Linked DNA regions of Mus musculus: regions 1 and 3 are each linked to region 2. A link is a loop called in an ENCODE intact Hi-C map of the cell type or tissue named here. Cell type or tissue: left cerebral cortex. All regions are shown on one strand. Each heading gives the region's core, and the rest is flanking DNA. Links, peaks and the distances in the headings are about the cores only. Region 1 has its middle 280 kb from the start of Zfat. Region 2 has its middle 420 kb from the start of Zfat. Region 3 has its middle 460 kb from the start of 1700012I11Rik.

Region 1 (10,328 bases), core at 1,241-9,240, 140 kb after region 2:
CAGGCTAGGTAAACTCACATGCTCTACAGACTCTACAAGGTATATGATCCTTTCAAATTTAGAGGAACAAAATAGAAGACCTTATTTGGACTTCAAAACCATGCCTCATTCTCCAAGATGAATGGCAATGTGTCTTGAAACTTGCAGTGTTCTAGCCCTTTAATAGTTGACCACCAGGAATTAGTAGTTCATGGTGTTTATTCATAATATGTGTGAACTTGGAAAATGAAGGTTAGGTGAGCAGTACCCATCAACTGCCCCAAGGTGTTGCAGACAAAACCAGCACACTCTACTACTACCTGCTTTGCTCCAGGTGACTGATGTCTTCACACTGCCTGTAATGCACTTATGTCTCTCTCAGGCTGATTAGATGATATTGTGGCACTGTTCATTGAAATGTCTCCACATGCTGTTCCTAGTTCCTCATCTATTAGCGGGGATTATTTAAAAACTTATTCAGCAACTAGTTTAAGTAACTTACTCCACCTCAGACACTGAGCTGGATTATAGAGATAAGCAAGGTATATCTCATTTTTTTTAGGCAGTCCTTATTCAAAATATACTCAGATATGCAAATAGTTCAAATAAAAGTTTTCTACAGTCTATGACAAAAAGTGCTGTAATGATTTCCATGCTCCAAGTAGTACTTCAAGAGAGAGAAAACTTTTGATCTGCATGTCAAAGCTAAAGGGAATCTCAGCAGAAACAATTAGAGAGCAAATGAAGGGCATGTCAAATGGAAGCAACTGGGCATGTTGGGAATGATTCAGCAAAGCAGAGTGGATAAAATTAAGTATGATAAGGAACGACTCCAGAGATATTGGGCCTGGAGAAGATGGAACATTTATTAAAGGACCAGATCACACATATCTATTCATCTGAGGTATGAGGAGGTATGCTCAGGTGGTAAACAAATTTGGGCCTAAAAAGATTGTGTGTCCACTGAAGATGCCTGCAATACACACATCCATGTATAATCCCTATGCTCACATTTAGGGAAGGAGTGTCACTGATTCAACATCTCATGTAAAAGGCTGGGACTTAGAAGAACAGATACTCATTCCAACACCAAGGCAGAAGGCAGCCGTAAGGACTGAATCTACAAAGCATATGCTGTGGGAAATCTGAGATTAAATTTGCATACATTGAAGATTCACAGCTCGGTGAAGAACAGTGATTGGTGCTCTCTCTACCCATCCCTTTACTTAGGATTAAATACATGCTAGGAAGCCACCTGCCATTCACACTGACTAGACTGACTGCTCTAATATGCAGTCATAGATGCAGGTTTAGATTTTTTCCTACATTTATTTCATTAAGGGAAAGAATCATGTGTGAGTTTCCCCATTTTGGCGATGAGGAAGTAGAAGTTGGAGAAGTTAACACCAAACCCAATTTATCTCAACCCGTAAATTGCAGAGTTGAAATTCAAACTCAGTCTTCTCCAGTGAGTCATCTCCAGAACTCTGAGCTGCACTGGATCTGAGCATAACTCACATCTGCACAGCTGTCCCATTAATGTCTTCCCAAGTTATTCTCTGGATCATTACAAGATACTAGCAACAGTAACGACGTATATACATACATGCACTGCTGGGATGGGAGATGGCTCCATAGTTAAGAATACTTGCTGTGCAATTATGAGTTCATGTTCCAGCACCCACGGAACAAGCCTGCATCCTACATAATAACCCTATATCTTCAGTTTGGATGGATCTGATGCTCTCTTCTTACCACACACTCACCAGCATGCACACCTGAGCATACACTCAGACAGACACACATAACAAATAAATAAAACTTTTTAGGAAGTGCAATGCTGATAAGAATATGCACCAAAATGTAGGTTCTCTGATTTGAGTATCCTTACACAAAATACTTGAGAATTTGAGGTTTCAGACATTTTCAAAATTTGGAAAATTTGAATATGCCTAATGGCATATGTTGGGAATAGAATCCAAGTGATCCAAGTTGTTTCACATGTACATTGTACACATCACATGAAGTAAATTGGCATAATCTTAGCTACACGGTTTTCTGTTTTACTGTTAGCATCTCTATCTTAATTTAAAATCACAATAAGATGAAGGATTATTACCAAGACAAACAGAGAATCCCATCCTGAAGCTTTGTTTGTTTGTTTGTTTGTTTGTTTGTTTGTTTTTTCTACACGAGACTTCAAATTAAACATTTGAGGATGTTAACCTTTACTCCCAAGGAGAGATGTTTAATGTTGAATGACACCTACCAGTTAGGGAACATTTGCAGAGAAATAGGTACTCCAAGTGTGATTTAGAGCATGCGGACATTCAAGGATGGGGTGGCCAGCCTAGAAGGCAATTGCTCTGGGTAACATGGCCAATGGGTTTCTCAAAAATTTCTCAGCCTTGATGAGAAAAAGTCAAGAAGGTCTATGAAGTCTGCAGGAGATGATTACAGTTTGCAATCAAATTATGCAGGGAGAGAGAGAGAGAGAGAGAGAGAGAGAGAGAGAGAGAGAGAGAGTTAGCATGGCATCTGGTGAAGAAAAATATCTACACAGATATTTATTCTACCTTGACACAAGACATCTGGTGGAAACTTCCCAAACATCTGTCTAAGGCTGTGTTTACTGGAGTGGGGTTGAGGTGAGGGTAGTGTGTGTGTGTGTGTGTGTGTGTGTGTGTGTGTGTGTGTGTATGTGTGTTTGAGAGAGGAAGAGGAACACACAGAGAGAGAGAACATATGGAATGGAATAAATCAAAGGAACAAGAGAAGAGGAACAACTGAGGCAGGAGGGAGTAAATACTCCAATATTTCAAATCACATAGATATGTTCAAAGCTCAGTTCTTGTACTCCCTATTGCATTTTCTAGAAATGATCTTCAGCATCATAAATGCAGGCTCATTCTGTGTAAAATGGGAATAGTAACCATAGTGCTACTGGCAGGATAGGAAGAGCTAACACATTCTAGCTGATACTAAATTATTAATAAATTGTGCCATTATTGGGACTATTGTTATTCTCACTAGACTGTTGAAGGATAATGAAACAAAAACCAGATGGACTGAATTCCCCCTCTTTAATGCAAACATTTCCAATAAAAGCAGCTGTGATTATAACCTATCAGTAGAGTAAGTGTGCATCACACACAAAGATCAATTTGTGTGTTGAAGCATACTCTTCACAAAGCATGAGGTCTTTGCTGTGGGCCATGTGGTCCACAGCACCTGGGGGCTCATTGAAAATGCGCAGTCATGGCTTCCAACTCAGAAGCTCAAAATCAGAGTCTACATTTTAACAAGATCCTCTCATGATTCCTAAGTGCAGTACACCATGAGGAACACTGAACTGGAACATAAGGGCTGTGTCCACCAGCACCCCCGACCAGTGTCTAATAAGTGACAGAGGAGGGTCCTTTTTGCTAGCAGCTGGTCCATCAAGCCACAGATGACCAATTTATGCCCTACAAAATAAACAGCTGAGCTGACCAGCAATGCTCAATGCATTCATCCCTAAATGGGAAGCAGATGGTGTTTGTGAAGGGCCGTCCAAATGATTTTCAATGAGAACTGTCCCTTGCACCATGAAGTTTATGAGCAGTTAGGGGCAACAGAGGAGTAGACCATGAAGTCACATTTCTGGATGAGTAACAGGTGGGATAATATATTCTTCCTGGGACCATCAGAGATACTTTCTTAAGAGGTGACAGAGCAGGAGCTCCACCTGAAGAGAAGAAACACTAAGGCACTGGAGAGAAAGAATCCATGAGGTGTAGCCAGAGACGGGTGTGAGATCTGTTCCAGTGCAAGACAGGGCACAAGGACAGCTAAATCTGGAAAGAGGTTTGGAACTGGAATGCAGGTGGAGGCAGTGTGACAGCCTCATCATCAAGGCAGAACAAACTGACGCATAAAGGCATGCCATCATAAGCAAGACAGTGTGTGGCACACATGTGCGTGCTATTCATTTTATTCAGCTATAGCCTAAGCAATACGATATAACCTCGCTGTGGCCCAGACAAGGCAATTCCATGTCATCTGAACTTGATTTGTAGTGTTTAGCTTCAGAGACTAGCTCACTTTAAGGGCTTCCTCTCTCTGGTTTGCAATTTCCAGGCTCACTTTAATTCTTTTTCTAAAATATAGAATGGACACCTTATACTCTTAAATGGAGACAGCAGAGAAGGCTGTCTCCATACCAGAATGTACCCATTTTCATGTGGTTGAGCATTGTCCCTGCAAAGTGGCTTTTCATGGTGGCCCTACTTTATCAAGTAAGGTCTTGAGCCTTTATTTACATTGCATGACCATGAAACTAGTTCTCAGCAAAAATGTAGATGCAGAAGAAATATATTCATGCCTAAACGAAGGCTTAGAAGAAGAGGCCATGTTTGTATACCTTCCTCTGCTCACATGTTGGATGCTAAGTGTGGCAAGACCTTAGGAGAAGGCAGCGTCTGCATCCCAAGTTTCTATATCAAGGAAGGCAACCCCCAGAAAATTTGGAGGAACAACTGTGCTTCACTGCCACACAGGCAAAAGATAAGCTCCTGGTATACCAGGGCCATTGCAGGTTTTCAGGTTCCTATGTTATAGCCATGTATTAGCATCACCATGATACAGATACTGAAGGAGTGAATTTTCTGATAAAGGAAGAAAAGGGTAAGACAACACTTGGATTACAGTGTCTTCTTGCATACAGTGTCTTCTTGCATACAGTGTCTTCTTGCATACAGTGTCTTCTTGCATACAGTGTCTTCTTGCATACAGTGTCTTCTTGCATACAGTGTCTTCTTGCATACAGTGTCTTCTTGCATACAGTGTCTTCTTGCATAGGGAACAGCCAATGAGTGTCTTCTGGGTGAGTTACATTTCTGGCTGCTGTAACCACATCCTGACAAGAAGCATCTCAAGGAGAGGTTTATTTAATTCACCATTCTTAGAGTATAGTTTACCATGGTGACAATGGGGAAGTTATATGGTGGCTGGGGCATGACATGACTGGTCATGTGGTACACTGGCTAGTTTTATGTCAACTTGATACAAGCTAGAATCGTCAGAGAGGAAGGACCCTCAATTGAGAAAATGCTCCCATAAAATTGGGCCGTAGGCAAGTCTGTATAGCATTTTCTTGGGTGAGGATGGGTAGGGCCCAACCCATTGTGGGTGGAGCCACTCTTGGGCCTGTGGTCCTGGGGACTGTAAGAAAGCAGGCTGGGCAAGCCATGAGAAGCAAGCCAATAAGCAGCACCTCTCCATGACTGCTGCATCAGCTTCTGCCTTAAGGTTCCTGCCCCATTTCCATTGCTTTCCTGACTTTCTTAAAGGATGAACTGTGAAATGGAAGCAGAATCCAAATAAACCCTTTCTCCCCCCGCCAAGTTGTTTTGGTCACGGTACTTCATAACAGCAAGAGTAGTCCTAAGATGCATGCTATCCAGAGTCAGCATGCAAAGACAGAAACTAGTGCTTTAGCTAGCTCCCTTTCTACTTTTGATGCAGTCCAGGACCCCCACTCATTGGGGTGGTACTTTCCCCCTCAATTACCCTAATCTAGTTACTCTCTCACAGACATGCTTAGAAGCCTGGTTCTATGGTGATTCTATATCCCATCAAGTTGACAAGATTAACACCTACAGAACCACTGTTGACAAGTTGACAAGATTAACACCTACAGAACCACTGTTCACCTCAAACATAAGGAACAGCACAAATTTATTTTCTGTTTCCAAGACTAGCTTGCAGCCACTATCCAACAGAGCAGGGCGGAGCGTTCAGCAGTGGAAGGATGGCATCCTGTCCTCATTTATCCATCCAAGGGAACAAAAGCTGCTGAATGGTTCTCGCTGAGTTTCTATGTATTTATTTTTAAATGCAGAGCTTGTTTTGTGCCAGGAAAGATTTAAGACAGCTTACAAGATGGCTTAATTTAGAAATGAAAATGAAAGGAAAAAAAGTCAAAACAGGGTGGGACTATGAAACTGAGTCAATAATACAGCTAAACATGCAATCACCAATGGCTTACACACTTGCCACAAATTTGGATCTGAGATATCTGGAAACTGAATCAAAATGTGATATGTGCTCTATGCTATAATGTCCATAATTAATGTCTCAATATCCTTATTTGTCATAGTCCAGAAGCTCCACAGAGGACTGAGCCTATGCCTTTCACAGTACTTACTCCTGTGCCCACATGAGCTAGCCCAATTCCCAGTCCACAGCAAGACCACAACAAAATCATGTGCATGAAACGCTGATGCAACCTGAGGTTCAACCATTCTTAACACTGAGACCTAGACACAGCCACTCCCCAGATCCTTGAAATATGATTAAACATGATGGACTAGCAAGCTGTGTCATCATATACCTATGAGGGGTCCAATGGCAGATGGACAATGCCCTATACGTAGGGCTTCACTTCCTGAAACCCCTGTGTCCATGGCAACTGAGTAAATACAACACAGAAGAATTTCTTCATGGATGTACTATCTCATGTTCACAAGCTCCATTCTTAGCCAGAAGGATGTAACCTTGAGAATTGGCATCTATTTGTTGGAAGGGCTGGGATACACAACTCATCACCTACCCTCCATTCAACAGTGTGTTTCTTCAAGTATCTTATTTCCTAACAATGTGGTGGCTTTGGCCTTGATCTTGGACTTACTCAGACCATTATAAAGAAGCCATTTTCTCCCACTAGAACCTGTATTTCCCAAGGGGATAATTGAAAGGCATTACCAATCCTGTTAGTGAGGGGCTCCCCAGTGAAACTGTAATTAGTTGGACCAAAGTACAAAATAACTGACTTTTATTAACAAATGAGACCTTTCCTTTGTGCTTGCTGAAGCTTTATGGCTGGCCTGTTTCCATGTTGTTGTTGTTTGGTTTGGTTTGGTTTGGTTTGTTGCTGTGGCTTTTGACACTGTGACTGGAGTAGCAAAGTCAGCAGTGTTTCCTTAGAAGGAACAGAAGATGGCCTGTTTAAGTGGCAGAGCGTAAAGGGCCAATAGAAACATCAGAGATCAGGCCTAAGGCTGGAGCAAACTAAAGATCAGGAGAGGAGATTCACAAATCCTGCCTGCCCCATATATGGAGACAGCAGGTGGTCCTCAAGTGGGTAGACAAGGCTTATGGTCAACAGAAGGCAAGTTAACCCTCAGGCTCTATCTGCACTGACCCAGTCAGTGTGACAGCGCCCCCTAGAGTTTTGCTGTTTATCTGTCAAGCAGGACACTGAGAGGGCTCACCCATATGAAACAGCATTTAAAAAGAGTTCCAGGTGACCTCTGCCTTATATAAGGACTTTCAAAGCATTATTTTCTCTTTCTCATACTATTCTATATGGGCACTGCTGTGCCCATTGCCCAAAAGGGAAAGTGAGACTTGGAAAGGTGAAAAGAGTTATTAAAGTAAATAATGAAACCAGAACTCCAGACAGATCTGAATTCACACTCCCGGCTCTTAATTGCTCTAATGTATTTCCTTCCTATAAAGGATGGGAGTAAATACTGTCCAGATGTTGTGTAGAACAATTTTTGAGTTTTGCCCTATCAGCTGAAGACGCATCCTTAAGTTTTCCTTGCTGAGACTGATACCTTGTTCGAGAAGACATTTATGTTAGAATGCCAAGGCAGTAAGAATGCTCGCCAGGGCACAGAGGCACCGGCACAGCAGATCTGGCCTTACAATTGCTCACTGCACGTGGGCACCTCTAACAGAGATCATGGCAGTGCGAGGGCATGTATCAAGTTCGGCCAGTTAAATTCTCCCTCCTGAGGCAAGCAGTTGCCTTCTGTTCTCCACAGAGAGAGCTGTCGGGGGCACATTCAAAGGCAGAGCACAGCTGGGGACACTTTGAAGGCAGCAAATCTGAGCTGAGGCCAGCACGAGTTGTGATGGATCTTTCAGAGCTGGAACTGTCACTGGGAAAGGATCCCTGCCTGGTGGCAATGGGCTCCAACATCCATGAGGCACACCTGTCTGCGATATACAGAGGGAATGGGAATAAGACACAGCAAATGACATGTTCACAGCAAGATGTTCGGGCATCCCAGTGCCTTTCTGCTCTCAGAGAAATCAGTCAGGAAGAGAAGCCCAGCATGCCTCAGCTTCCCCTTCATCTGTCTTACTCTGGATCAGCTTGCTCCTAAATGATAGCTTCATCCTTTTGGTTTTTCAGACAGGGTTTTAAACTTGTGGCCCTTGCTATCCTGAAACTCCCTGCATAGGCCAGACTTGGCCTTGAAATTATAGCGATCCTTCTGCCTCAACCTCTGGGAGTGTTGAAATTCCAGGAGTGATCCACCACACCAGATTCCATCCGTTTAACTTTTTGTCTTCTAAGTATAGATTTAATTGTTCCCCCTCTGTTCTTCCTTTTTTTAACTTCTTTGCATTCTCCCCTTCCCCATTATTCCGCCTCTTCTCTTGCTTTTCCTGCCTTCCCCTCTTTTCTCCCCTCTCTGCTTTCTCTTCCCATATACCCTTCTCTCCCCCTCCCCTCCTCCTTCCTCTCACCTTTCCTCTCCCCATCCCCATTTCATGTCCTTCACCCTCTCCCCATTCTTCTTGCTCATGTCATTCTCATATCTCTCCCTATATGTACAGACAGATCTAAGTCTGAAGGAATATCTCTTCATTTCTGGGCTCTGCACACATAAACCCAGAGACGAAGTCCAGCCAATCACCCAATTCCATATCTCCAACCCCAGTTCCTCCACGGGTCATCCTCTGAATGCCTGAAACACAGACATTCTTCTAGGTCTTGAAACATACCCAGCCTCATTCCAAGATGATATTCTCCCTAGTGCCTGTGCCAAAACAAGAACTAACAATAGGTGGTAGGTCCACCCATGGCTCAAAGCTGAGATTTGTCTCCATTCTGGAGTCTACGCTCAACTCATTGGCCCCAAAACTCATATTTTTGGCTAAGGCCAGACAGAAAATTATGCAGAAAGAAAAGACAAGGCTTCCTTTACCTAAAGCTGTTCAGTCAACATAAGATATGATTTTAAAATGTCACAGAGCCTATTTTAAAGTTTCTTCTGCGTTATATTTATTTGCTTACAATTTTGAATTTTTACCCAGATAGCTTCTAGGGTGAAATAACAAATATTTCTCATATTTCACTGTATGCCTTCTAAGGTATGTCTTTGGTTTTTTTGTTACCTTTTAAATAGCACATCGAGAGGATTCTAATCCTTTCTGGGTCTTCTCCATCTTGTATTTTGAAGCATTTTCCCATAGTCTAATTAGCAATGGAAATCGTTGAAACAGATCTTGAAGTCTGAAACGAGGGTATTTGAGATTTAGGAAAATCACCAATTGTAGTTCCCAGCTCATTTGTAGGCTTCTTACATAGCAAATTCAGGGATGGGCTACATCAATGCATTTCTTTCTACTGAGAGGGAAGTATAAAGAGCAGAGGGTAGTTTTGTAATGAGGTTAGAATAAAAGGCATATGAGTAAGTATTGATAATTAAACTGCTGGTGAGACAATATGGGACACGCCGAGAAATAGAGACAAGAGGATTAAGAGTTAAGACCAGCCTCAAGGACAAAGTAGTCAGAGGCCAGCCCAAGCTGCGTGAGACTCTATATTAGATAACAGAGGGCTGGAGAGATGGCTCAGTGGTTAAGAGCACTTCCTGGTCTTCCAGAGAAAACTTTTTTTTTCAGAAGTAGGAAGCATTCAGGTAATTTTCAGGCCAAAGGCATATCAAAATATATAAAAAAAATGATATATGAAACCTAAGCAAATAAATCAATACTATGTGAAAGTCCCGTAAATCAAGTATAAGGTAGATGTGTTCCAGGAATTCAGCTTTTGAAAACCAATTAATGTAATTCCCTATAATAATAAAAAAGACAAAATGAATTACTGGCATCCCAGTGCATATAGAAAAAATACTCATAACATTTCATATCAGCACAAGTCTTCAACATTACATGAATCAGGTGGGAATAAACTTCCTTAATCTTAATGGTGTGGTATTTTAAAGTCCAAAAATATTTAATGGGAAAACATTGAAATTGATTTCTCTTAGATTGACAATATGGCAAGGAATCTCACCTTAATTACTTCCGTTCAACACTGTCAAGCTCCAAGCCAATCTAATCTAGCAAGGAAAAATAAGAATTAAAACAATAAATATAAACATATAGTTATTGCTCCATTACAATGTTGAATACTCAGAAAGTCTAAAACATCGAGTAATTAACTATTAGAACTCATAGACCTGGGGAAGGAGACAGACACAAGGACTCTATACTAAAGTCCAATGCTTTTCTATATATCTTATGTTAGAATAGAAATGAAATAAAAAATACTCTTTCCAAAGGCA
Region 2 (10,328 bases), core at 799-8,798:
GAATGCCCACAGAAAGTGATAAGCCTATGGGAGGCAGAGGTCTGGGCTCAACACTGAATTGTTTTCATTCTTACTAAGTTCAAATCGTGTAGGAAATGTGGGAATCACCAAACATAAACATTCTAAGAATGAAGAAATCAAGGCCTAGATACAGGATGGTCCTACTTGTCCACTAGCTCACCAATGGGCATGTGTGTTTGACAAAGTAGAGCAAGGAAGATCATTTTGTTTATTATTTACGTTATATTAGCATCGCCACAAGAACAGCTCCATTTTCACGTGTCTGGAAACATAATCCCATTGAATCAACCCTTAATATCAGCATCCTTTCATGGTTCCTCTGCAGCTGAGGAACCAGGGGTGGAACAGGGATCAATAAATGGACTGCCTCTTTTTTTTTTTTTCCTCTCCCAACTCCACCTGTTCCCCTGCAATGTTCCAGCATTCTGAAATAATGGAAGATCTTCTTTTTTGAACCTCCCTTTTACTTGTAAATGTCCTGTTAAGGCAAACTTACCAATGCTCTCTTTCTAATTAGAGGACTTGATAGGGTTCTGACCATTCTTGTCTCACATCACAGAAGATACAGAAGATGCCCCATGTTTTACATGCATAAATCCAACCTCTTCTAATAGTCCCTTATGACTGGCTTGTGTGGCATTGTGCCTCTCTCCTCCCTTTGAAAGTGGAGGCAATTGACAAGTCTTTTATTTCTCAGAATTGCCTTCAAAGCTGTCCTTCAAAGGTTCTCCTTTTTCTGCCAGGCTGGAGTGCCTAACATGATGAAGCTTACTGTATGAAGGCACCTGTCATCCATAGTTATCAGGACCAATTTTCTTTACCTCTCTGTCTCTTGGTTTCTTTGTTGATAAATAAAAGAGACATGGTGATAATAGTCTCTGCCCCAGGGAGTATTGTATAGAATGAGTGAGTAAGTAAATATGTGAAAAACTCCAACAGCAGTTTTCTCGTCCACAATTATAAATGTTCGCTATTTTTCATTATTGCCCACAGCTGTAGGTCCTTAGCCAGCACCGAAAAACAGCAGGAAAAAATGCAGTTAATATCATGTATCACCCAGATGCCTCCTAGATCAATCATTTCATCTTCTAATGAGTAAACACTGACACAGAAATCAGCATCAGGAGCCAAACCCAAGCCTCCCCCGTGTTTTTGCTCCTCAGCGTCCACAACACTCATTACCTGAATTATATATTTCGAAAGAAGATTGCATTTAGTTTTGCATTTGATTACAGGGTGTCTAATCCTGCTTTCTATAATGGCATGCCGGATATGAGTTTTTTCTTTCCTAAAAACTAAGACTCAGAGTGAAGAAAGCCCTAATTACCCCATATTCAAAAGAGTACTGGAAACAATTAGCCCTGGCCTCTCCCAGGGCTTACTAGGAGGTATATGTAACTGGCCTTAGACATCCCAGTTTCCTTCTCATGTTATAAAAATGACAGATGAATAAAGGAAAAGAAAAGAGTAACTTGCCTTTTATTTAAGACAAGGATAAATTTAAGTGTGTTCAAACTACTACATGGGATAGACTTATGCTTAAAAAGTGCTATTCAGATGAAACTCCTCTTTGCCTAGTTTCTGTATATTTTTACTTGCTAACTATGGAAACCCTATTGCTAATAAAGAAACTTAAAAAAAAAAAAAAACAGTGGACTCTGTCCCTTATGATTTAGCCAGCTGAAGCTGTGTCTCATACCCAGTACAGCTCACATATTCCTGAGAGGCTCACATCTCAGGTTCATGGTGGAAAGACCAACAGTACCAAGACAGAATGTGAGTAGAATTGTTTCCCCACTGTGAATGCATGGTCAGTGACAAAATAGAGCCCCTCCAGAGAGGATCAGGCAAGATGAGAAGGAAACTATAAGTGCTTGTCGCGTTTCAGGACAAGGCAAGTTCTGATCTCCTACCTTGAATTCACACACACCTACATTTTCCATATGACTGCGATGAAAGAATGAAAGTGTGAATCACAAATCATACTCTCATTTTGTTCAGCTCACAATGCAAAAGTTTAAAATTTCAGATTGAAGTTTTAATAGGGAGCCATTTCGAATACCCAGTAAAGAGCACAAATTCTTTTTTTTTTCAGGAAGATGGAGTATATGGACTTCGTTCTAGTTCTTTCTGAATGCAACCAAAAATCACAGGATGTGTCAGGGAGAGGGAGAGGACGGGGAGGAGGTAGGAAAGAAGAAGGGGGGGAGGTACTGATGATTCTGAAAGATGGAGGGAAAAGCAGACAAGACTTGACACTGGGATGTAGGAACAGCACCATGATGTGGTTCCTATTTTATTTGTTTGTTTGGTAGGTAGTAGCTTTTATTTTTCTTTCTTACATATTATATTTCAGATCGAAAGCAGTCAAAAACACTCAGTAAAAACCTTTCCATTGTAATTGAATGATCCAAAAAAGTAACCCCACCAACAAAGATTAAGTGGGGAAACAAAATCCATACTTGCCAGGCTACAATGAGGCATCTCTTAATCCCTTTGTTAAACTGCAGTCAGAAATGGCTTAGTGGGGAGCCAGCTTTCACCATAGTTCAGCAACAAAGAGGCTTTGCTCTTTTCTTCCCTGCTCACCTCCTCTGATTATCAGAGGTGACCATATGAGGAGGAAGCTGGGCTTCCACTACCACCATGGGCTACCAACAAGACAACTCCATTACACCCTACTGTGGTGGTATCAGGGAAGACCCTGAGAACAACATTGTTCATGAGTAAGCACTCTCCTCACAGTCAGGAGAGGACAAATAGGAACAGAAATAAAGCTGGACCCAGAGTTCCATCATCCACCCTGCAGTAGCAAAGAGCTATCTTCATCAGGGCCAGCAATATGGCTGAGTGAGTAACAAGGCTTGTTCATTCTGCCAAGTCTGAGAACCTTAATTTGATCCACAAGACCCACAAATAAGGAAAGAACAGTTCCGAAAGACTGCTCTCTGACCTTCATAAAGTGCTGTGGTACCTTCCCACATGTCCCATCCCACTAAATAAATAAATAGATACAACTTTTAAAAAGAGCTTCCCTTCCCTCACAAATGTCACTAAAGATCAAGTGGACCTGTTTAACTTCACCTGACTTTAATGGGATGGTTCTGTATATCATCCACCAAACTAATTTAGCCAGATGCCAGCTAAAAGAAAAGAAAGATAACATTGTTATAAAATCACCCAATAATATCTAAAGTTGTCTCTGCTTTTATTTCAAAGTGATTTACCACATGAAAAATGAGGAGAGGGGGCTCAAACTAGGTAAAGAAATCTAATTAATAGATGTCATTACTATGATGGTAATAATCTTAACTATCAGCATAAAGCAACCATACACCACAGTGTTTAATTATTAAGTAAGCACATTTGGAAAATAATAGAAGTTAAATCTCCAGACACAAGTCGGAAGTGTCAGAGACAAACCAGCTTACAAGGGGAACGAAGCAGAAATTTTAAAACTGAAAAATTTGAAAATAATTAAGGAAAGGTCTCTAAGCAAAAAGGTGGTAATAAAAGAAGGGTTTTGGAAGATCACAAAGAAGGAAAAAAAAGTAGTAGCCTCTAGAAAGATAAAGCATCGAGGAATTACAGTGAGCTTCCTTTCTGTTCTTTACTTTTCTAAATTTGATTTAATTAAGCCAAACTTAGACTACTATACAGCATATGTGGAAGAAAAATCTAAAACAATTGCAATTGAAGGAGGGCAGATAAAGTGAGTTAACTGTGTATACTAGTAGATTTGGAAAAATTATGTATATGCAGTATAATATCTAGTATACACATGAATTAGAGATCCAAAAATATTATACATAAATCTTTCCTGCAGTATGATATGGTATGACTGTAAAGGGGTAACCAACTACTTACTGATTAAAATCATGATCTAATTCACAGGAGGGATTCCATGCCTTTTACTGTAAACCTAGTCAAACCCCCATGATATGAGGAGGTTGTAGGCCCTAGGATGGGGATACTATTTTTATTTGGTAAACTGTATCTTTGTCAAACTGCTTTCTAAATATTTATGGTATATCTTGGTCAGAGAAGCTTCTTTTTAGATTTTACAGACACCCACAGGATAATGAGAGAGAGAATGGTATAAAGAAGTCCGCACACACCAAAACTACAAAGCAATGAAGCTCACCCAATACGATGAAGAAAATAATAATAATCCTTACCAAAATTTAATTTGGGTTCACCAACCCAAGAGCCAAGGTCATAAAGGACAGCACAATGGGCACCTGCATTGAACAAATCCTTGTGAGCCTCTATGTGATGTTACAAATAGAATACTGGAGCAAAGTGAATACAATGTCTAAGGCCATATTTCAGCTTTCATGGTCTTCTACATACAGTCTAGTGGGAACCTGGCATGACTAAATGTAAGCACTAAATCAGAGAAATCCTGGAGGATACCTTGTGGAAAAAAGGGAACTAGCCCTACCTTAATTTGAGTCTTCTTTCTCCCTTATTTTCCAAGGCATATTGTGTATCATTTTATACCTTCAATTTTAACAAATTGAGAAATAGGCATCAATTGTATTAACTATGAGGAAATTTGACACCTTGAGCATCTGAAATGGCATCATGGAAGAGAAACATCAGCTGTTTATCACACTCCAACTGATAAATTCACCATGCACCCCCTCACCAGAGATTCTCTATGCATAGAACAAGAATTAGATTTGTGAGAGTAGATTTTGAACTGGGTAGATGTTTTTCTGCAGAGATAATCACTACAAACATTCTCTGTGAAAGTCATTTTCCACTTTATTTCCTGCGCCTTGCTTGGCCAAAAAAACAAATCTCACCAAAGAACCCTCTGTAGTGGCATCTGTGTGCAATCTGCTGCTGACTCTTTTTTGGTGTCAGCAGCCCACTCAGAATTCATGGGCTCCTCGCAGAGTCACAGGGGAATTCTGCAATAACTGGCATCTCAGGCACATTCCTTTCCAGCTCAACTGTAAACTCAAACCTTTTCTTAAGCAAGCAACTTGCCAAGCTCTCTTATTTCCTCTAGCAGGACCCAGCGTAAGTCCCAGCTCTGATGAGCAGTGTAGTCATGAGCAAGTTTCCTCAACTCACTGAGCACAGATTTTTTTTTTATACATATCATAAGAATGCCTCAGAGTTTGTGGAAATTTCAAAGATAGAGCACTGTCAAAACACCAAGCAGCAGTAGGTGCTCAACAAATGTCTTCAAGAAAATGAACCAAGATGCTTCATTCCATATAATGAGCCATCTCAATGCTCATAAAGCAATCACCATCCCTACGTGTTCACAACTTTGTACATTGGGATTTCTGGTAGACCTCATAGAAATAGTTCATCTTTTCTCTGTCACAACAGAGCATGGACTGGAGAGACTCAAATATGCAGGTGACTAAAGAGATGATCATGGGTCTTGAGTCCAGGTCCTCATTGTATCCTTCAGCTGGGCTTTTTTGATTCTTTTCTGCATTGTTTTTGGAAGGCCTGATATTTACTATTTACTCACATGTCGGGAGTCATGAGTAGAATGAGTAGAATATCTCAGAGAAGCCAGGACATCTGCCTTTCTTCACCCAGTTTCTAGGCTTTTTCACAGCATGTTCTCCATGGTCAGGCTTCTGATACCATGCTTCGTTTTCAACAGAGTAGCTCTTTCCAAAAGGCCTGGCTGTAAGTTGCCAGACTTCTTTTGGTTTGGCCTCAGAATCTCATAAATAGCTCTTGGCCATGCACGTTACCAGGACCAGCAAAGTTGAAGTAAAGAAAGTTGATGCCACTCATGACTCAGCAAAGCATCCATCTGTCATCTTTCCATACTTTCTTCATTCCAGTATCAATATGCTTTCAGGTTAGGTCTTCCTGGCCAAACTGTTTTCTGAGTAGCTTTATCCTTTGGCCTTTATTCTAAATTCTTAAATTAATTGCAAATTTTACATGACACGTTACTCTGAGGTTTTTGCTATGTAATATTATGATATTTTCGTCATGCTATGTTTGGTTTGGTTTATTTTGGTTCAATTAAGTTACATTTGGATTGAGATAGCTTCTCCCTCTATAGCTCAGACTGACCTGGAACTCATGATGTTGCCCAGGCTTAACTAAAACACTGAAATCTTGTCTCAGCCACCCAAGTACTAAGATGACAAACAAAAACCACCACCCAGGATTCTGGCTCTTCCTTATATCATTGGCATAAACGGCATAACCATAAAGTATCAACTTGTAGGGATAATCTTTTGGGCACTGTGTAAAAACATCACCTGTCAATACAAAGTGGATGGCCTATTAGCAAAAGGCAAAAAGTGGAAAGTTGGAGTTCCAGTAGATATAGGATCCTGGAAAGGAATCAGGGATGGAAAGATTTACCATCCGGAGTTGAAGGAAGTTGGACATATGAAACTGAGGAAGAGTAACCAGCCATGTAGCAGACATAGAATAGTATAAACAGCTTTAATGAATTACAAGCTAATGAGCTAGTCAGGGAACAAGCCTAGCTTAAATCTTAAAGCCACAATTAATAAATAATAAGCCTTGAGTCATTATTTGGGATCTGCAATGTAGGTAGAAAAGCATATCAACTGGCAATAAAATGAAGCACAGCAGAAATGCTGGCTCAGCAAAGACAGTTTGCTCCCCAGGAAAGCTAGGACCCTGGATCAGTATAGAAGTAACAAAGAGGTTATGTCTCCCAACACAGGCCCAAACAATCAACTTCCATCAGAGCCTGGATAAGGGTACTAATTGACTAATCCCTGAATGTTCCTAATGTCTATCATTTGTGCCTCTTCCCTCATTCCTGGGCCCTTGAGTACCACAGTAAAATCTGGCTTCCTTCATGAACAGGTCCCAAGGTCTCTTCAGGAAACACTTGCCTAGATTTATTATGTCCCTTCCACACTCCTTTTATTTTCCCCCCAAACATTAATTAGTAAAATGATAATTACTGAGTTCCAACTATAACGTAAACTCAGTTTTAGGCACTAAGGTATCAATCAATGATATATGAAATCTTTGCCCTTGTAAAATGCTAACTCTAATGAAATGATACTAGGCAGCATAATAATGAGATTCTTGGGAAAACAATGGAAGGTCAGCCAAGATTAGTCATAATGTAGGTGTACCAACCCAAAGTCTGAGGAAAGACTTTTTAAAAATATACGGGAACTAAAGGACTGGGAGATGCATCAGCAGTAAAAGTGCTTGACACGCAAGCATGAGGACTGGAGTTCTGACCTCCAGAACCCACTGCTTGCTGCCTCTAATCCTCGGGTTCAAGACATGGAGACAGAGGCTCCCCATGGCAAACTGGCCAGACTACATACAGTGGCTGAAATCATGGGCTCTGAGTTCAGCTACAAGCAAACAAAGAAACAAGCAAGCAAACAAAACAAAACTGTTTCAATATATAAAGTGAACATAAATAAAATCAACATCATCATTTGGCCTCCACACACATACTCACATATATGTGCATACATATGCACCAACATATACACACATACATGCATTCTCCGCACATAGACACAATTGAAAAATCTACATTTTTATTATTTCCCCGGTGTTTCTAAGCTCTTGATCCACATTTCAAATAAGAAAAGGAAGGAGCTAGGTGAGAGAGAAAAAGAGGGATAAAGAATAGAAGAAGAATGAAGTAAAGGAGGGGAAAAGGAGAGAAGACAGGAAAAAGGAAATGGCCATTAAGCATGAGAGTCAATAAAGCCTGTGTAGCTGTCTCCTGCTCCATAGACTTGGGTCACAGTTAGAAGGGCCTTCTAGATTCATGAAAACATTATAATAGTTTTCTATTCAACTTTGATGTTTTATGTTAAAAACTTTAATATATTTTAAGCAATATTGTTGTGATATGAATCAACTTAAATTCATAGATATACATAAACATTAAATAAGGAATCCAATTCTTCACTTACTAATTTATTCAACAATTATTCCAGCATTACTGTACACCAGACATGGTCTAGATGCTAGGAATTCTGCCATGAAACAAAATAGAAAAGACTGCTTACCATTTGTGGCTTAACTTATATTGGACCCCGAATCTCTGAATGCATTCAAATCTATTTCTACAGGTTTTATTTCATTCTTTAGAAATGCGTGTTAATTTACATGATGGCATCACAACAGTGGGAAGCTTTCAACTGACATGTTTACTATTACAAAGGAAATTGATCCTTAATGTTCTCTTTTCCAATTTTTCTTGTTGTCCATTCTTGTATATTTTTCTGGATATGACTCAGAACTACGTCTTTCATTTCATTTTGTTTTGAGGTGTTGGAGATTGATTCAGGACCCCAGGTATGCCAGGCAAGTATCTTACCATGGAGCTATACCCAAATTATCAGAATCAGCAAATCTGAAACCAATAGGAAATAGCACGCCATCTGATAACATTAAATGCATAGTTGTTTCTAAGGAGGTTTGTGTGTGTGTGTGTGTGAGAGAGAGAGAGAGAGAGAGAGAGAGAGAGAGAGAGAGAGAGAGAGAGGTGGGGGGAGAGGGAGAGGGAGAGGGAGAGGGAGAGGGGGAGGGAGAGACAAAAGAGAGACAGACAGAGAGGAGGAAGAGAGAGATCGAATCTTCCTACTCAAGACTACACAGGTCTTTCTAGTTTATGAATACTCAGTCCTATTACTATGAAACAACATTTAGCTTAATTTATACCAACATCTCAAATTAGGTCTGTGATTCCTGCCATGTATTTCAGTGGTAAGTGGCATTGTCTCTTACATTAAGCCAGCTAACTAGACATTTTATGTCTGAAAAACTATTGATTGTTCTATATTAGTGTGTTCTTAATTAAAATTTATCAGTTTGTACTATTTTTCACAGATTTTCTTGTGCTTGCCATGTAATCATGAAACCTAAAAATAATGATAACTTACAAAAATTACCCATAAAACAGCTCAAATGTTCTAACTTCCTTATACTCAGTTGTCCAATCCAGATTTTGTATTACAACTGCAGTGACTATAATAAACCACAAATGTAATTTTGTCTCAAATACTATGTCCTCCATTTTAAATGCTTCTCATTTCTCTTACGATAAAAATCAAAATCCTTAGAAAGATGAACAGCACTCATACCTTATCTACATCTGTAAGTCTATTCCATCCCAAGTACTCTGCTTCTTTTCTCTAGCTTTTTGATGGAGCTGTCTTCCAACACAAGGACTTTACCTGTAACTTTATCACTGTCTCAAGTATTTTGACACCTCTTCTTTATTTAGTTATTACACATTGTTTTATTCTCATTTCAATTACCATTTCTTCGCGTCCTACTTCATGTGTCTTTGAAATTTTGATGCAAGTATCTAAGTCTACCCTCTAGAGGTGTATTTTATGAGTGTCCATATTAGCCCCATGCCAAGGAAGCTATTTTTTTTTCAGTTATCTCCCAGACTTTCCATGGTAGCTACCTAAAGTATTGGGGCCCAGCAGGTGTTTGTATGCCTATGCTTACCCTCTTCATGAACAGTGTAAATGGTGAGAAGGAAGAATCTACATCTTACTCAGGATCTGTCACCACACTGCCTAGTACAATCTAATAGAAAAAGATTATTTGATATAAACTTCAGTTTTAATTAATTCATGAGATTAGCTCTTTTATTTAGTTATTGCCTAAACAAGTAAAGTTGTGTATATTTAAGAAATAAAATGAAAGTGGGTGAGTAAAACGGAAAATGCTTAGTGTCAGATGATTGCAGAATCCCAGGGAGGGGACAAAGATAGCTTGTGTAATAGCCTCCCCATGTCAATGATCAATATATGGCTTTTCCTTCTACTTAGCTCCACCACTCAGACTCCATCCTGGCCTTCATTTGTCTTCAGCATTTGAACCTGAATTCCAATCTTAATGCCTGCACAGAAAGCTGTACAAGACCACCCATGCTGAAACCTCAGCAGTGATGGGCAGAGACAGGTGGCTCCTGAGAGCACACTAGACAGATATCTTGTCTGAAATAGCAAAATTCCACTTCAATAAGAACCCTCTCCTGAGTCAATAAGATAACAACAATAGAGGAAGACACTGAACGGCCTTCCTTGGTCTCCACATGTACAAACGTGGGGAAAATGGCATGTATCACATACATATACCATAACACACAGAAAATTCTCAGCTTGGCAAAGAAAAGTAGCTGAGTCATTCTGGACATGTTGGCTCATATTACCACCAACTACTCTTCCCTCCTGGGTCTCTGCATAAAGACGTATTTATATATCTCTCCTTATAGAGATACCAGTACCACTAGAAAATGATGGGTGGATGTTCTTATTATTCAAATATATTGGGGTAGGAAG
Region 3 (10,328 bases), core at 1,061-9,060, 150 kb before region 2:
TTTAATTGTTCACATTCTTTTCAACTTTTTTTTTAATTCCAAGCTGCCACAGAGAACCCATGAAGCACTGAGCACTTAATGGCTTTTCCAGTGTTCCATATACACATAGTTCTATCCAAAAGAATATAGTGTGGTCCATCACAAAAACATCCTCTAAGGTACCAATTTTTATCCTAGTTTGCCCCATCCATTGCTGAGACATAAAACATGACCAAAGGCAATTCAGGATAGGAAATGCTTTTTCTTTTAATCTTCCAAGTTACATTTCACAGTGGAGGCAAGTCAGGGCAGGAACTCAAAGCAAAAAGGTAGAAAGAGGAACTGAAGCAGAGAGCATGGAAGAGTGCTACTTACTGGCTTTGTTCATCCTGCTTTCTCATATAATATGAGTCTACTTGCCTAGGGTAACACTGCGCAAAGTATACTGGGCCCTCCCACATGAATTATCAATCAAGAAAATATCCCAGAAGCATGCCCATAAACAATATAGTGTAAGCAATTCAAGTTGATCAAAAAACTATAAGTCTAAACATGTCAATGTCAGATTTCACTTCTTTGATTTGGATTTGGTGTGTCTTCCAAATGTCATGTACCTAAATCTTGTCTCCAGTGTGGCACTGTTGACAGGTAGAATATGTAAGAATCAGAACCAAGTGGATCTGAATATATCTTAAGTGGGGTTTGTGTGGTCAGGAGTGTTATCACACTTATGAGATGTCCCAGATTGATATAACATAAAGTGGTGCCTCCTCTGAACCCTCTCTCTTCCTTCTTAGCTCTCACGTGTGCCCATTTCTGCACGCAGTCAGTTTTCTTTCTACTCCTCAGCTCCACTGCAATTCAGCCAGGAGCATCACCAAGATAAAAGTGCATATTGGTCAAGTTATCCACCCACAAGAATCATGCATCAAATAAGACACTTTAGTTATGAATTATCCTAAGACATCTTATAAACTTGATGCACTGATACACTCATCTCACAGACAAATGTTCTTTCCCCTCTGTATGTTGGTAGTTCAAGATGAAGCATCAAGCCAACACAACTCTCAGAGTACAAGAATCAAATGTTCTAACATATGGCAAACTTCTTCTGTCCATTATAGTATTGCATGCCACAGGGTGGTTTAATAAGCTATTTGTTAATTGTTTACATAAACTATTAGGTTGGAATATTCTTTTGGCATTTACAGAAAAGGCTAAAGTAAGAGAGGAGTTTTTGCATGCATCAAGCCAAGAACTGCTAATGAAATAGTACTCTTCCCACATGTAACTATAATAAATGGTAGGTATGAAGCTCCATGCACTAAACAGACCAGAAGCAGTAACGAGTAAGGAGATGGGATGGCACAGACGAAGGTTTTCCTTTCCAGTTGAGACTAAAGGCAGCACTGTCTTAGGAAGCTTACACAAAGAAAGCAAACAAGATGGGATAAAAATATAAAAGCACAAATGAACCCTCCCATCTTTCTGGCTAGCAGAACAAGAGGATGGAGACTGAAAATCATGGCAGATGAGAAGTGAAGAAGAAGGTCCTAGAGGAGGGGGCAAGAAGAAGAAACCTCTAATCTCAAACATGAACTTTAACCACATTTCCTGGGGGACTCATGAGTACAATAAAAGTACAGGCAGATTCTAATCAAAGAAACCAACAAAAGTAAGGCAAAATCTGAAGTTTGGCTCACGAGCCAGCATTTGCAGCATGAGACTAATCGCCCGCCCGCAGTGCCTCATGAAACAGGAAGACAGGTAAGCAATCTAACAAAAATCACATTTCACTAGAAGAGAATAAATGGAACCTGGAGCTTCCAAAGATAGCACTGGCGTGTCCAGGAAATGATAACTTAAAAAAAAAGTCATCCTGGGCATGCCATCTATTATCAAGGGAAAAATAACATGAACCAATTTTTTAGAGTAATTAGTGCTAGTGTTACCTGACAAAGATTTGTAAAGGGGTGATTGTAATTAGACACAAGGAGCTAAAGAAATTGAGCCTGCAAGAACTTTTGAAGTGAGTAATCTCAGCAGGAAAATTAAATAAAAATGAAATTTTAAAGAGAATTTTTAAAAGTTGAACAGTATTTGATGAATCAAAAGGAAACATTAATGGTGAACAATCTTAATGAAATAAATTTATTTCTGGTCTGTGGCTTGTTCTCATGCATCTTAGGTCTTAGGAATAGGGTGAAAATATAGAATATATATGACCCAAACTCATTGTGTGTGAAGCAAGCTGTGGTATAGAGTGCATACCCATAGAGATGAAAAGCTGCAGGCTTTGCAGGGTATTCTGATAGCAATAGTTTTTCGTTTTCTAGCACACTGTTTCCAAAACCATATTCTCTGTGAGGGCACAAGGCATTTCCAGAAAAAGAATGTGTGGAATGTATAAGCTGAAAGGTTTGAAAATGTGAACTTTTAAACTACAGTGCTTCTTGGAGCTTTAAACTAAACATGCAAATGTGTGATAAGAGTATCCAAAAGGCAGAATATAAAGCTGGTTTTAGACATGATCGCTTTGAGACCCCTTCCATGCCAGGGCACATAAAGGAGCTAGCCCTCTGCTAGATACACTCAGGGAAACAGTATAATAAAAATCCTATCTGAGCCAAGTGTGGTAGCACACACCTTTACTCCCAACACTTTAGATGCAGAGGCAGGTGGATCTCTGTGTACTTGAGGCCAGCCTGCTCTACAAAGTGGGTTAGTTCCAGGACAGCCAGATATACACACAGAGAATCCCTACGTGTTTTGAAAAACAAAACCAGAAGCACACAAACAAAAAGAACCTTATTTTCTCCCCATAGGTTTTATAAGCCTATACCACTCAGTTCTATCTATTCAAACTCATTACTGTCCATCTATCTATCTATCTATCTATCTATCTATCTATCTATCTATCTATCTATCTATCTACCTATTTATTTATTTATATTTCTATCAATGTTTGACCTGCATGCATGCATATGCATGATGTACATGCCTTATATACGCAGAGGTCAGAAGAGAACATTGGATCTCCTGAAACTGGAGTCATAGACAGTAATGAGCTGCTGTGTGGTTTCAGAGAATCTGAACTGAATCCTCGACAAGGATAAAAAGTGCTCTTAACCATTAAGTCATTGCTCCAGTTCCACTTTCATAATTCTTAATAAGATACTGACACAGAAAACTGCATTCCAACAACTGTGATGCATTCTCTGGTCTATCAAACCAGAGCACAGTTACTCTACTGCTTATTTGACTTCCTCTCTACTATGTCATACACCAATTATGTCCTTCTTTGAAGAGTATGGTTTCATGGCACCTGTGCTTGTTCTTTTTCAATACGAGTTGACAGAAATTCTGTTATCACCATAGTGACTGGGAACTAGATAAAAAAAAAAAGTTTAGCTTGAGTTCTAACCCTAGAATGCCCCCTGAATTTTCAGGGTCCATCAGGACTCCTCCCAGCCTAGATGAACAAGAAATGTCTTAGTTAGGGTCTCCATTGCTGTAAAGAGACACCATGACCAAGGCAACATTTAATTGGGTCTTGTTTACTGGTTCTGAGGTTCAATCCATTGTCATCATGGTAGAAGGAAAGGAAGAAGTACCACAAGGTCTTTTCCAATACATATGGTGTGGTATGTGCATGTCCACACATACTCACACACATAGACATATTTACACACACATGTAGACACAAAGAAACACAGACATGTACACACACAAACACAATCAGAGAGAGAGGGGGACAGGGAGGGGAGAGGAAGAGGGAGAGGGAGAGGGAAAGGGAGAGGGAGAGGGAGAGAGGAGAGGGAGAGGAAGGAGAGGGAGAGGGAGGAGAGGGAGAGGCAGGAGAGGGAGAGGGAGGAGAGGGACAGGTCCTCCCAGACAGCTTTGGAGATCTTTACAAACCATCTCTCTACTCTTTTGGAATACTTTAGACCATATATCTGACTGGATAGAATTGACTGGTATTACTGAGTGTGATGGTTGATCTTGGATTTTAGTTTTATGGGATTTAGAATGTCTATGGAAACAAAGTAAAGTGATTTCTAGACTGGTTTAATCAAGGGGGAAAGACCTATACTCACTGTGGGCAACACCATCCCATGGGTTGGGGTCCTGGGCTACAAAAAGGAAGGCTACAGTGAGATGAGACCTGCCATTCATCTCTGCTTCCTGACTACAGATGCAGGAAGCAGATGCAATGAACTGGAATAGAAGTGGAAGTAGGGCAAGGCTATGGACTCTCAAAACACATGCCCAATGACACTGTTCATTCAGCAAGGCTGCCATAGTTTCTACAAATAGTGCTTCTAACTGCAGACCAGTGTTCAAATCCCTGAGTCTATAGGGGACATTTTTCACTCAAGCAGTCACATCCTGCCTCCTGTTTTCAGGTAAATAGGTTCTTAAGAATAAGGAATATTGGCTTGCTATCATGCACTAGTAAAGAAGAGCTACCAAGCTTGTCTGTCTCCTAAGGACACATAAATCAGTTAATGAAACAAGTTTTTACCATTACCTGGCACATCTGGGACCAGCCACAGTAATGTAACTCCCCAACAGTCTCATAATAAAGGTAGTCGTGAATAAACTCCATACTTGCTAGAAAAAGGAGTTGTGGCAGATAGACCAAGTTACTTGTTTAATAGCTCTGTCTGTAGGAAAAGTGAGATTTGACAAACTTCTGTATGTACTAAATACTTTTAATGTTTGATTATTTAAACCAGTTTTACAGATAGGAAAATAGGGTCATTCATCCAAATCTCCCAGCTATAAAATGATGAAGCAAGGATTGAAGCCTATGTACTTGATTCAAATCATTCTAGTATGGAAGTTTTCAGTATTTTTCATATGTTGGAGACATTGAAAGCCAGTAAGCCTGGAAAATGAGGGGAAGAATTTACTAATGAAGTTTAGATCAGATTCCTCCTACAGAGGAGTTTCTCTTCTGCAGAGGTTTGCCCAGGGCCAGCTCAGCACTGCATTACATGTTTCCTTTTTGGCTTGTACAAGATGGTATTATTAACATCTCATGATTCCTTAATGTCTTTTAATAAAACACTTTTTCACAGGGTACATTTTTACATCATGCATCACAGTAAAATTCCAGGGGCTTTTAAGAAAAAATAAAGCAGATAAAATAAAATCTCCTTTGATGAGCGAATAAAAGAGTGCATGTTGCCCTAACCATTGATTATCTGGGGTCTCAGGAAACGTTCTTCTTAAGAAAAGAACAGTAGTCAGTACTGTAATAAAAAATAAAGTGTTCTAACGTAGAAAAAAAACAACCTTTAGTTATGATTCTTTAATGTATTAGGCACATAGAGCTGGAGGAATATAGGATAAGCAGACTAAGAGTATGATCAGACCATATTGGTTGGCAGTTCACTTAGGTACTTATACAGCTCAGAGCATATATCCTGTTTTCTCATCTCAGAATATCTTTCTAGGAAGAGAGATTCTCAACCATCTGCTTAGGAGACCATCTGCATATCTTCTTAATGTCATCTTGGTGTTTCTCATGAAATTTCACACCCTATGTGTTAAATATATCTCTATAGATAATTTAAAATGCTACTCAACTTTTTGGTATTATCAAAGTCAAAAGCTATATGCTGCAACCAATCACTTTGTAATTCTTCCCTACTCTTGTTGCCTGGGGCTTCATGCTCCCAAAGAGATGTATTATAGGCACTGGGTTACATGTGTTCTCATATATAATTTTCCTTAAAACTATTACAATAAATGGTAACTGTGACTACCAGTCTTGTGCATCTGACATTGTAATTGGTTGTTTGCGTGATGTCTGGCTTACTGTGTGTACCATGGCCTATGAAACAGGCTGAATTTCTGATATCTGGTTGTCCAACATAGGAAAGTGACAAAATCTAGTCCCTTAACCAAGACATAGTAGATCAGAATATTTAGAAATAAAGTTGTAAATCTTCATTTTTCTATAACCTTTCTGGGGAATTATGTGGTAGTATAAGGTTAACCTGAACATCTTGGAAAGAGAAGATAATGTTATTTAAACTTTATTCCTTAGGAAACTGAAGCTTGCAGATAAGAATCCTGCATCCAAGATAGTGGCTGGGTTGTTCTTGATTATTCATTCCATGCATGCCCTTCCCAGCATCTACTGAAGGTAGTTTTATAATTCAAGATGTGGTCTAGAGAACAGCAGCACTAGCCTTGCATGGCCGCTAGTGAGAAGAGCCAACCCTTAGGAGTGCTCCCCAGATTGGCTGAGTCAGATGTGCATCTCAATCAGATCTTCTTAGGGCAGTTCAGGAAGTACTCATGTCTCATCGGAGCAAGGAACTAAAAACTGCATTTTCTGACTGTTGGTCAGAAAGCCTCCTTTGGGTTTACCAGTTGGAGGCATGAAAAGAAATGGGAAGGTAGAGAGAAAGCACAACTGGCATTGTCCACCTCTTCAGTGTTTGCAGAAGCAGCAGTGACCACAAGGAATTTGAGGCAGGCTGTTGTGTGTTCCAGATGCTTGGTCACTTTAAAGAGAACTTCATGGTCGACAAAGATTTACAGGTCCTTTTCATGGCTCTTCTTCATTTGTTAACTCAGCAACAATAGCAATGCCATTGGTATTGCCAAGGGTATAAGTGAGGTTCATGGACTCTGGCCTAAGGGTATCAAATTCCTAATTCTGGGTTGCAATTCTTCATTTTCATTTAGCACCTTGGTATGCAATTCCCAGAACCACACTCTACTCAAGAAAGTATAATGATTCTCTTTCCCCATCTAGCTACTAAGTGGGATGATGGTACACTTACATGATAACCATGCTTCATTAAAAACATAATTAGGGGCCAACTATGGTGGCTGGAAGAAAGACATGCAAGTACTTGTTGTGGGTGCTTCTACAAGGAACAAACTGTGACAGAGTGATGGGAAAGATGTAATATGTGGTGGAAAGATGAAAGAAAGAAAACCCAGTGTTTGGGGGGAGGCAGGGTGTACACCATGGAGAAAGGTGGCACTATCTATAAGGAACAGGCAGATATGAACAGGTCATGGTGAGGTCTTCTCCTGGGATGCTACAAAAGACTCTATTTAGATCTGTGGACTTGCTGTGGTGTCTGTGATGATGTCTATGACCTGAGTTACTACCAAAGGCCAAGAAGATGTCCACGGTCTGGGCAGCCAAAGAGACCATGTGGAAGTCTGAGGGCAATGCTGCTGAGAGGAAACATGCTGATCTGGGTGACCTGTGCTACCACCTGAGGCCATGGGGACATCTGGTTCCAGGCTGCTAGGGGTCATGTCTGGGTCTGTGATCCTGTGGCATCTGGGATCTCCAAGGAATTCCAGGCCCGTGTTGCCACCAAAGGCCATGCAGATGTCTAGACTGCTGCCTGATGCACTGTGTTGAGGGGGGACTCACCCCTTGTCAGTCACTACACTTGGGAGAGTGGGCCCTGCCCCTCTTCTGCTGTAGGATGGCATGACAAAGAAAGAGAGACCTTCACTTCCTACCCTCCAGTGCATATAGCAGATGGGAGAACTATCCCCAAGTTTATGAGACTGGGAGAGCTGGTCCCACCTCTCACTAGCTGCAACACTTGGGAGACAGGGTCCTGCATCTCACCAGTAGCACTGGCTCTGGTTGTAGGAGTGCAGGTGAGCCTCCCTCAGAGCATCAGTAGAAATGGGCCTATGTTGAAGGTGGTGAGCCAGTTCAAGGACATGAGAGCATGAGAGCTGACCCTGACCCTTGCCAGCTGCATCACTGAGTGATCTACCCTTAGCAATGCTGGAGAACATGCCCTGATAGTGTAGGCACAGGTTAGCTGGTGGCAGGCTGATCAACTCAGCTACCTACTAGGCCAGATTCAGGGCTTTGAGTTAGCCCACTCCAACATCTACCCCATCCATGATCATCTGGATTATGTGAAAGGGCAGGTCCTGCAGGTCCAAAGCTGCAGGATTTCCATGACACAGGACAAGAAAAGAATACCCAAAAGGAGCTCCCAGTAAGGGTCCAGTATTAATAGTGTAGAAGAAACCGGAGGCTTCAATCCAGATCAATGACTTCGAAGTTTTGGAGATCCAGCATTTTGAACAGAATATAGCTTCGTTGTCATGAAGAAAAGATGTACAGGTCATCACTCATAGGACAATAAGGTAGAATTGCTATATGACTGATTTATAAGCAAGGGCCTATTTAACATTATTATTACTATGACAATTAGGACAAAACATAGCAGGATGTCACTTAGGGTTTATGTACCTCCAGACAAGAAGTGCTTCCTGAGAAGAGAGCAGTTGCCTCAGGGCAGAAAGTTGACAGGAACAGATTACCCTCCTTTCCCAAGGCTTTGCCTGTGCTCTTCATTCATTTTTTTTCAACCAGCCAGCCAGCCATTCCTTCACTCAGCAGCACTGAGTGCTTTGTATTATAGTGAGTCTTTTTTATGCCTTGTGAAAAGAGATCTTGAACAAAATAAGCAGCTCTCTGGTCTTGTAGAATTCTACTATTAAAGACACAGGAAATTAGCAAATAAATGCCACTTCACTTTCTAAAAAAATGGTCTAAATGAAATAATCAAGGCAGTGTGTGTGTGTGTGTGTGTGTGTGTGTGTGTGTGTGTGTGTGTGTGTAAAATTCTCCAGCAGCTAGTAGAAGAGTTTTCTCTCCATCAGTGTGAGTGAGCTGGAGTCCTATGGAGAACCAGGATTTTCCCTCCAGCACAGCACCATCACAGCCATTATTCAGGATACAAACTCCTCATGGACTTGTGAAGAACAGTACAGTACAGGGTAATATGTGGCAGAACACAGTGGTTAGAGACAACCAACGGCTCCAAGCCATAACTAAAAGCTCAGTCCACAGCTATTATTTGTTTCTCTGTGTGTCTCCATTTAACCATCTCCGAAAATGATTCAACCCCCACAATTACTGTGACAGTTGAATTATACATTTGGTGCACATCTCCTAGTATATTGTCAGGTTTCAGCAGTAAATATTCACTAAATTTTCTGTGAAATATCCAATTTTCTGACTCTAATGTCAGATATCCTTCTACTTTCCTTAAAATGTGACAGATTTGTCTCAAAAGAGAAGATGGAGTGGGGACAAGGAAGCCTCCTTCTTCATCCACTATGTATTGATAAGAAGGGATAGAGGACAGGAATGGATTTTCCTCATGAAAATCTTGCCATCAAGATTAAATAATTACCTCACTGAAATAACCTTCACTGGTTCTCTGTCAGTAAAGGTTCTTTTAGATGGGAAGAAAAGGGGTACACGAGTATAGAAGTTACTTGGGAGACTTTTTGTAGATCTGCTATGATGAGTTCATTATTGTGCATCTCAATTTAAAATGGGATATTGTGAAGAAATAAGAAGAGAGAGCACTAGTAAGAAAAACTCTGAATTAGAGAAGCCTTGAAAGTCAGACAATCTAAATGGATAAAGTGTCCTCCTGACAGAATGAGAGTTAATTTGACTTGGCAGGTTAGCTAGACTAAGAGGACCAGTAGCTTAGTAAAATGGTACTCAGGTGATGCTATGAAGGTATTTTGTTGGTGTGGTTATCATATGACTTTAAGTAAACATGGTTGTCCTTAGTGATAGGCCTCATTACTAAAATCTTTTATTATTATCATTATTATTATTATTATTATTATTATGTATTTTCTTCATTTACATTTCCAATGCTATCCCAAAAGTCCCCCATACCCTCCCTCCCCCACACCCCTACCCACTCACTCCCACTTCTTGGCCCTGGCATTCCCCTGTACTGAGGCATATAAAGTTTGCAAGATCAATGGGCCTCTCTTTCCACTGATGGCTGACTAGGTCATCTTCTGATACATATGCAGCTAGAGACACAAACTCTTGGGGGTAATGATTAGTTCATATTGTTGTTCCACCTATAGGGTTGCAGATCCCTTTAACTCTTTGAGTATTTTCTCTAGCTCAAATCTTAAGATTGAACACTGACATTTCCTAGAAAAAGAAGTCTACCTCAAAGAACACACGGAGTTCCTAGCCTCCTCATTTTCCCTACAGACATAACTCCAGCTTATACACATAGGCCATCTAGGCACTTTTTCATGCACCTTCAGACAGTGAGTTCCCACTATAGGGGTCTGAGGACCCTTATCTTTCACTGTTTACACTCTTCTGTATTGAAACACAGTGTTGCTTCAATACTTGTACCAACAATAAATAGGCTTGGAATAGGACACATCCAGCTGGTCCTCCTTGCTCTGACTCTTCCCTCTGATCTTATCTCCCTGACCTTTCTTCTTCATCTAGGATGAGGATGCTGTAATCAACTTTGGGCATTTTCAGGAATACTTGAAAGTAAATG

The links. Hi-C counts contacts between places; a loop is a spot of excess contacts. Peaks named below come from ENCODE experiments on the same cell type or tissue, not always from the same donor. Only the 100,000 strongest peaks of a DNase experiment are listed, where the experiment ranks them.
Region 1: it touches region 2 in a loop (5-fold over the local background); 2 of 42 quality-filtered maps call a loop at or near these places.
Region 3: it touches region 2 in a loop (4-fold over the local background); 3 of 42 quality-filtered maps call a loop at or near these places.

The regions. Positions count from the first base shown.
Region 1 is chr15:67,976,270-67,986,597 of GRCm38, forward strand. No RefSeq gene overlaps it. Among named protein-coding and RNA genes, the nearest start is that of Zfat, 280 kb to the right of the region's middle. In left cerebral cortex, for the core only: a CTCF peak has its summit at 7,184 (motif pointing left); a DNase peak (open chromatin) is centred at 5,793; H3K27ac peaks cover 260 bases.
Region 2 is chr15:67,835,968-67,846,295 of GRCm38, forward strand. No RefSeq gene overlaps it. Among named protein-coding and RNA genes, the nearest start is that of Zfat, 420 kb to the right of the region's middle. In left cerebral cortex, for the core only: no CTCF peak of the experiment used is centred there; a DNase peak (open chromatin) is centred at 4,919; H3K27ac peaks cover 1,053 bases.
Region 3 is chr15:67,680,906-67,691,233 of GRCm38, forward strand. No RefSeq gene overlaps it. Among named protein-coding and RNA genes, the nearest start is that of 1700012I11Rik, 460 kb to the left of the region's middle. In left cerebral cortex, for the core only: no CTCF peak of the experiment used is centred there; a DNase peak (open chromatin) is centred at 5,512; H3K27ac peaks cover 578 bases.